Regions from separate parts of the Homo sapiens genome. Here region 2 is linked to region 1. A link is a contact called in ENCODE Hi-C or POLR2A ChIA-PET data. All regions are on one chromosome and are shown on one strand. Each heading gives the region's core, a stretch centred on a gene start or an enhancer-like site at or near the end of the contact. The rest is flanking DNA. Distances are from core to core; before and after follow the strand shown. Region 1 has its middle 24 kb from the start of LINC02660. Region 2 overlaps LINC02660 (long intergenic non-protein coding RNA 2660).

Region 1 (2,882 bases), core at 263-2,762:
AGTTGAGACCACTAATACTGTAGTGATGTTTTTAACCTTCCACAGCTTCAGTAAGGTCATCTCTGGGTACAGAAGTAAAAAGAAATTGTTTTTCCGATTTCAGTTAGTTCGAAATAACTGCTTCAATTGAGGCCACTAATACTGTAGTGATTTTTTTTTTATCTTCCACAGCTTAAGTAAGGTCAGCTCTGGGTACAGAAGTAAAAAGGAAATTTTTTTCTGGGCACAGTGGCTCACACCTATAATCCCAGGACTTTGGGCGGCTTTGGGAGGCCAAAGTGGGAGAATCACTTGAGCCCAGGAGTTCCAGCCTGGGCAACACAGCGAAACACTATCTCTACAAAAAAACATAAAATAAAATAAAGCTAGTTGGCCGGGTGTGGTGGCTCACACCTGTAATCCCAGCACTTTGGGAGGCTGTGGTGGGTGGATCACGCAGTCAGAAGTTCGAGACCAGCCTGGCCAACATAGTGAATCCCTGTCTCTACTACAAATACAAAAAATTAGCCAGGCATGGTGGGGTGCACCTATAGTCCCAGCTACTCAGGAGGCTGAGGCAGGAGAATCGCTTGAACCCAGGAGGGTAGAGGTTGTAGTGAACCGAGATCTCACCACTGCACTCCAGCCTGGGCAACAGAGCAAGACTCCATCTCAAAAATAAATAAATAAAATAAATAAAGTTAGTCGCACATGGTGGTGTGTGTCTGTGGTCCCAGCTACTTGGTAGGCTGAGGTAGGAGGCTCGCCTGAGCCTGGAGAGTTCAAGGCTACAGTGAGCCATGATCGCACCACTGCACCTCAGCCTGGATGACAGAGTGAGACCCTGTCTCAGGAAAAAAAAAAAAAAAGAAAGAAACAAACAAACAAAAGAAAATTTGGATATTTGCTCCTGATGTAAAAAAGAAACTCAGCATTTCAGATTGCAAATATACATTTATAATTGCAAAAATAATACAAAGGAATAATTTTAGGGAAAAATACAATACATATATGTATATATGAGACCAAAGGGAACGCCTCTGGTCTTATGTCTGGGTAACTATGACATGAAGATAAGTGGCCTCCAAAACAGCTCTCTGCCCTGTGCTCTGACTCAATCATTCATTTAAGTTACACGAGTTTATGGAGAGATCAATGTGCCAGGCCCAATGATAAGCACAGCACAGAAGCTACAAACCAGGCCTTCAGGACCTTGTCCTCCGGGGGCTGTCCTCAGCTCCCTGTCTGACCCCTGCAGGTAAGGATCTCCTGATTTGGTTAATTCCTTGAGGAATGTCCCCTGAGGTTAAGAACAATGTGTATCCTCAGTGAGTAGCAGAGTGCCTTTGTACACAATGCCCATGTGATGAATTAGGTGAGTTAATAACATGAGGGGCTGGAACGAAGGAGGAACGGAATGCCTTGAGAAGTTTTAGAAAACTAGTTTGTGTCTGGGGCACCCTAAGCCTTGGAGGAAGCTGTGACTCAGTCCCAGAGCAGCGGTGATAGTAACTAACCCCAGACACTGACGTGCCAGGCTCCGTTTTGCCAGGAAATTCCCCTTAGTGAGAAGGACGGGTTTGTTCTCATTTATGGCTTTCTCCACCTCTCTTGAATGAACAGGAGTCTCAGGAAATGTCTGGGAACCGGAGACTATGGAAAATAAAATTTTTAAAATGTGAAACACAGCAAAGTTTTTTTTTTCTTTGTTTTGAGACAGAGTCTCGCTCTGTCTCCCAGGCTGGGGTGCAGTGGCCTCATCTCACCTCACTGCAGCCTCCATCTCCCAGGTTCAAGCGATTCTCGTGCTTCAGCCTCCCAAGTAGCTGGGACTACAAGGCATGAACCACGATGCCCGGCTAATTTTCTGTATTTTTAGTAGAGATGCGGTTTCCACATGTTGGCTGGGCTGAGTCTTGAACTCCTGGCCCCAAGCCCACTTTGGCTTCCCAAAGTGCTGGGATTACAAGTGTGAGCCGCCGCACCTGCCCAGCTCACAGCAAAGCTTTTTGAGAATGTGATAATAATCTGGTAATAATGGCTCTTCACCAAGTAACTAAGGTATTTCACAGCTTTCCTGGCTTAACCAGTTAGGTTAAGGAAAAGAGAAGCCCCCAAGGTGAGGTGAGGCCTCCTGGAATTAGGGCTGGAATCCACTGATAAGTAAGGGTCTGAGTCTGCCTACCCAATTTTACATTCGCTGGTAAAGACTGGAGTCCTTTTATTCCCTAATTATGTGGCTCATGGATCATCTATTTAGATCTACATAGATCCTTCAGGATCTATTTTTATCTATCATCTGTTGCTGGAATTTGTTGTTAAATGAACTGACTGTACTTTATGTTTCATCACCCCTTGCACACACTCACAGGCGTCCATCTCTGCGCGGTTAATCTGAGCCAGGAGTTCCCTGTGACGTCAGTAATAACTGACCTATTTATCTGTGTCCCGGGCTGCTGATCTCAAAGTAGAGGTTTAAAGGAAAGAACACCAGAAATCATTACCTTCTTGCCTGTATAATTAGTAATAGGAAAAACCCAGAAAGAGACAGAGAGAAAGGGGGGAAAAAATCCTCTGAGAACCCTGGTATATGTGGCCGGCTAATTCAAAAAAGTCCCAGGGTAAGTTGGAAAACGCGTTCTTTAAGACCAGATCAAGGTCTCTGCTCGTCATCAGGAAATATGATTTGTGCTAACACAGGCCTTCCGTTAAAAACCTCCCGGGCAAGTTAGCTAAGGACAGCAGGTCTGACCTATGAGTTAACCAAAACATTACCTCATCTGCAAAGAACTCCAAGAACCATTCAGATCCTGAGGTCCAAAATCCTTTTTCTAGGTTTCTGTAAGTTTCTCACTTTCAAAGCATGTACAAGTGTGGCTCCTCTGTCTCCCAAAGGCAGGCAG
Region 2 (2,882 bases), core at 224-2,723, 36 kb before region 1:
CCAGCCTGGGCAACAGAGTGAGACTCTGTCTCAAAAAAAAAAAGATATATAAAAATCATATATTTGTAATATATAATAATATAAAATAAGGAGATAAGTAATTCAAGTTGATAAAATGCATTTATTCCATTAAAAATATTATTATAATTAGGATTCAGTTTTTACTGATATCTCCATTGCTGGCACTAAAACAAACCTCTGGACCAGTATAAACTAATTCAGAATTATTTTTTGCTTGCTTCCTCAAAAGATGTCTTTTCCTCTTTCTGCATTGCAGCTGCCTGTCTCTGGGTTCCTGGCTCCTGTGTGGTGACAACCCCTTCCATCCCATGCCTCCCGGTGAATCCCAGCCTCTCCAGTTCTTAGTCGGCCTGGCCCTCGAACTCTGACTGCAAGCCTGTGGCTCTCCTGGATTCCACATTCTAGGACCTGGAGTTTCTTCACATTTCACTGGCTGAACCCCACAGCACTCCGTCCCCTTTTCATTGCTATTGCTCTACTGTTTCCTGTGGTCCCTGATTATGTTGGGCCTCTCAGAGGCTTCGGGTAGACTTTTCTACTAGACTGTGAGGCTGTGGCCATCTGCATGTACAACACAGGAAGGCCTTGTGGTGATTACAGTCATGAAAACTTTTGTCCCAGCACATAGGCTGAAGGATAATTTGACATGAGGGTGAGATTTGACTCCATTTAATTGGACATTAAATGAAACACATAGCATGCCTTTATTTGGTATTTAAATTATATGTTAGAGAAAATACTTTACATGCTGGGTGCAGTGGCTGACGTCTGTAATCCCAGCACCTTGTGAGGCCAAGGCGGGTGGATCAGTTGAGGTCAGGAGTTTGAGACCAGCCTGGTCAACATGGTGAAACTCCGTCTCCAATAAAAATACAAAACTGTCCAGGTGTGGTGGCACACACTTGTAATCCCAGCTACTCAGGAGGCTGAGGCAGGAGGATCACTTAAACCCGAGAGGTGGAGGTTGCAGTGAACTGAGATCATGCCACTGCACTCCAACCTGGATGACAGAGCAAGACTCTGTATCCAAAAAAAAAAAAAAAGAAGAAGAAGAAGAAAATACTGTATATTCTGTATATTCATAATATTTTTGTCTGACATTTGACATTTTGAGTATCTGGTATTATAATTCTATCATAAACAGTGGCCCAAGAACCTACATGGAACTTAGGAAGCTTTTTCCCCATAGAAATATAAAGTTATTTACAAATTAACCTTTAACATCCATCAGTTTGTACACTGGGAACTGATTTTACACAATTTTTACTCTGACCCACAGGTCAAAAGCGACATCATCACCTCCTGAAGGCAAGTCCACACTGGGCCCCAGGAGCTGAGCTGCTGCTTTTCCGGTTGACACATTTCCTCACATGCTTCCATCAATTCTTTCTGTGGTCACCACACTCCATGTTAATTACCACATCCTTTGCCTTGCCTGTGTTGGATTCTATTAGTGGCTCAGCCTAAACTCTAGACAAAATTGAGTCATCCCGCTCTACTCTGACATGGGATAGTCAAGAACAACTATGTGGAGACCGTATTTGGCGATTCCATGATATTAGAGACAGAAGCTTGGGCTGGGGGGAAGAACAAGCCATTTCAGCAGTGCCCTTCCCTTTCCTTCCTTGAGGAATTCTTATCAATGTGAGGTCATTAATACCTGAAAGACCAAGAATAAAATAGGGGTTTTGGAATGAGGTGCCAGGCAGGTAGGAAGAAAGGGTTGGAAATGTTGACACAAGCCCCACCCAGCTCATCAAGGGAGCACATTTGGGTTTGAGCCCAAAGCTCTCAACAGATGAAACCCCATCTCTACTAAAAGTACAAAAATTAGCCAGGCATGGTGGTGAGCGCCTGTAATCCCAGCTACTCAGGAGGCTGAGACAGGAGAATAACTTGAACCCGGGAGGCAGAGTTTGCAGTGAGCCAAGATGGCACCGGTGCAATCCAGCTTGGGTGACAAGAGCAAGACTCCGTCTCAAAATAAAGAAAAAAAGAAAGAAAGAAACCAGCTGGGCATGGTGGCTCAAACCTATAATTCCAACACTTTGAGAGGCTGAGGTGGGCAGGTTGTCTGAGGTCAGGGGTTTGAGACCAGCCTGGCCAACATGGTGAAATCCTATCTCTACTAAAAGAACAAAAAAATTAACTGAGCATGGTGGCATGCACCTGTAATCCCAACTACTCAGGAGGCTGAGGCAGGAGGATCACTTAAACCCGGAGGCAGAGATTGCAGAAAAAATAAATAAATAAATAAAAAGAAACCATTTCTGGAGTGGCCTCTCTCCATGCATCCCTCAAGAACCCACAGAAAATGATCAAGTTGGGGGTTCTGCATCCAAGCCCACCCTCTCAGCTTCTTGCTTTCTGCCTTAGATAAGACTAAAAGATCACAACATGGCAGTACTCCTTGGAAAATACTTAATAAATACATAGAAGTGTGCAGGGCAGGGCAGCCAAGGTCTGGACATCCCAAGTCTATGCCGTGAAATAGTTCAGAATAATCATTCCAAGACTCCCACAAACACACAGCAGAACTGAGATGAACACTGAGTTTCCACGATTGTTACAAACAACAACCAGCTGTGGGACATGGCTGGTTCCCTCTTCCTTACGGTGCAAGGGGCACCATTCCTCAGCCTTAGATATCAGCCTGTTATTCCAGCAGCCAAGCACTAGTGCTTCACCTCGGCAGGTGCACTTCCATACCCACAGGTCAGCCAGTGACCCAGCCTGGACAGATAAATGCCCTAAAATGGGTGAGGATTGGTAAGAAAGCAGGAAATCATCTTTTCTTGAGATCCAGGAACTTTGCAGGGGCTGCCTTTTCTACTACGCAGAGAAAGCATGTCTGAAGATGA

Evidence for each region. Hi-C counts contacts between places; a loop is a spot of excess contacts on that map. ChIA-PET counts read pairs that join two places held with the same protein, here RNA polymerase II (POLR2A). Pooled maps may share reads with other maps.
Region 2: a map of endothelial cell of umbilical vein shows a loop between it and region 1 (5-fold over the local background). The contact joins two enhancer-like sites. A Hi-C loop is called at or near these places in 10 of 168 maps with a recorded cell type or tissue (B cell, CD4-positive, alpha-beta T cell, GM12878 and 6 more), 32 of 37 single-sample maps with no recorded cell type and 22 of 50 pooled maps. POLR2A ChIA-PET finds 5 or more read pairs at or near these places in 14 of 52 experiments (CD4-positive, alpha-beta T cell, CD4-positive, alpha-beta memory T cell, CD8-positive, alpha-beta T cell and 9 more).

The regions. Positions count from the first base shown.
Region 1 is chr10:3,886,646-3,889,527 of GRCh38, reverse strand. No RefSeq gene overlaps it. Among named protein-coding and RNA genes, the nearest start is that of LINC02660, 24 kb to the left of the region's middle. Within about 2 kb of position 1,512, at least 28 of the 41 ENCODE cell types and tissues checked have a DNase peak (open chromatin) inside an H3K27ac peak, as active enhancers do; they include endothelial cell of umbilical vein, where a contact is called at or near this core.
Region 2 is chr10:3,923,067-3,925,948 of GRCh38, reverse strand. The region is part of intron 1 of LINC02660 (long intergenic non-protein coding RNA 2660); the gene reads right to left. Among named protein-coding and RNA genes, the nearest start is that of LINC02660, 12 kb to the right of the region's middle. Within about 2 kb of position 1,473, at least 4 of the 41 ENCODE cell types and tissues checked have a DNase peak (open chromatin) inside an H3K27ac peak, as active enhancers do; they include endothelial cell of umbilical vein, where a contact is called at or near this core.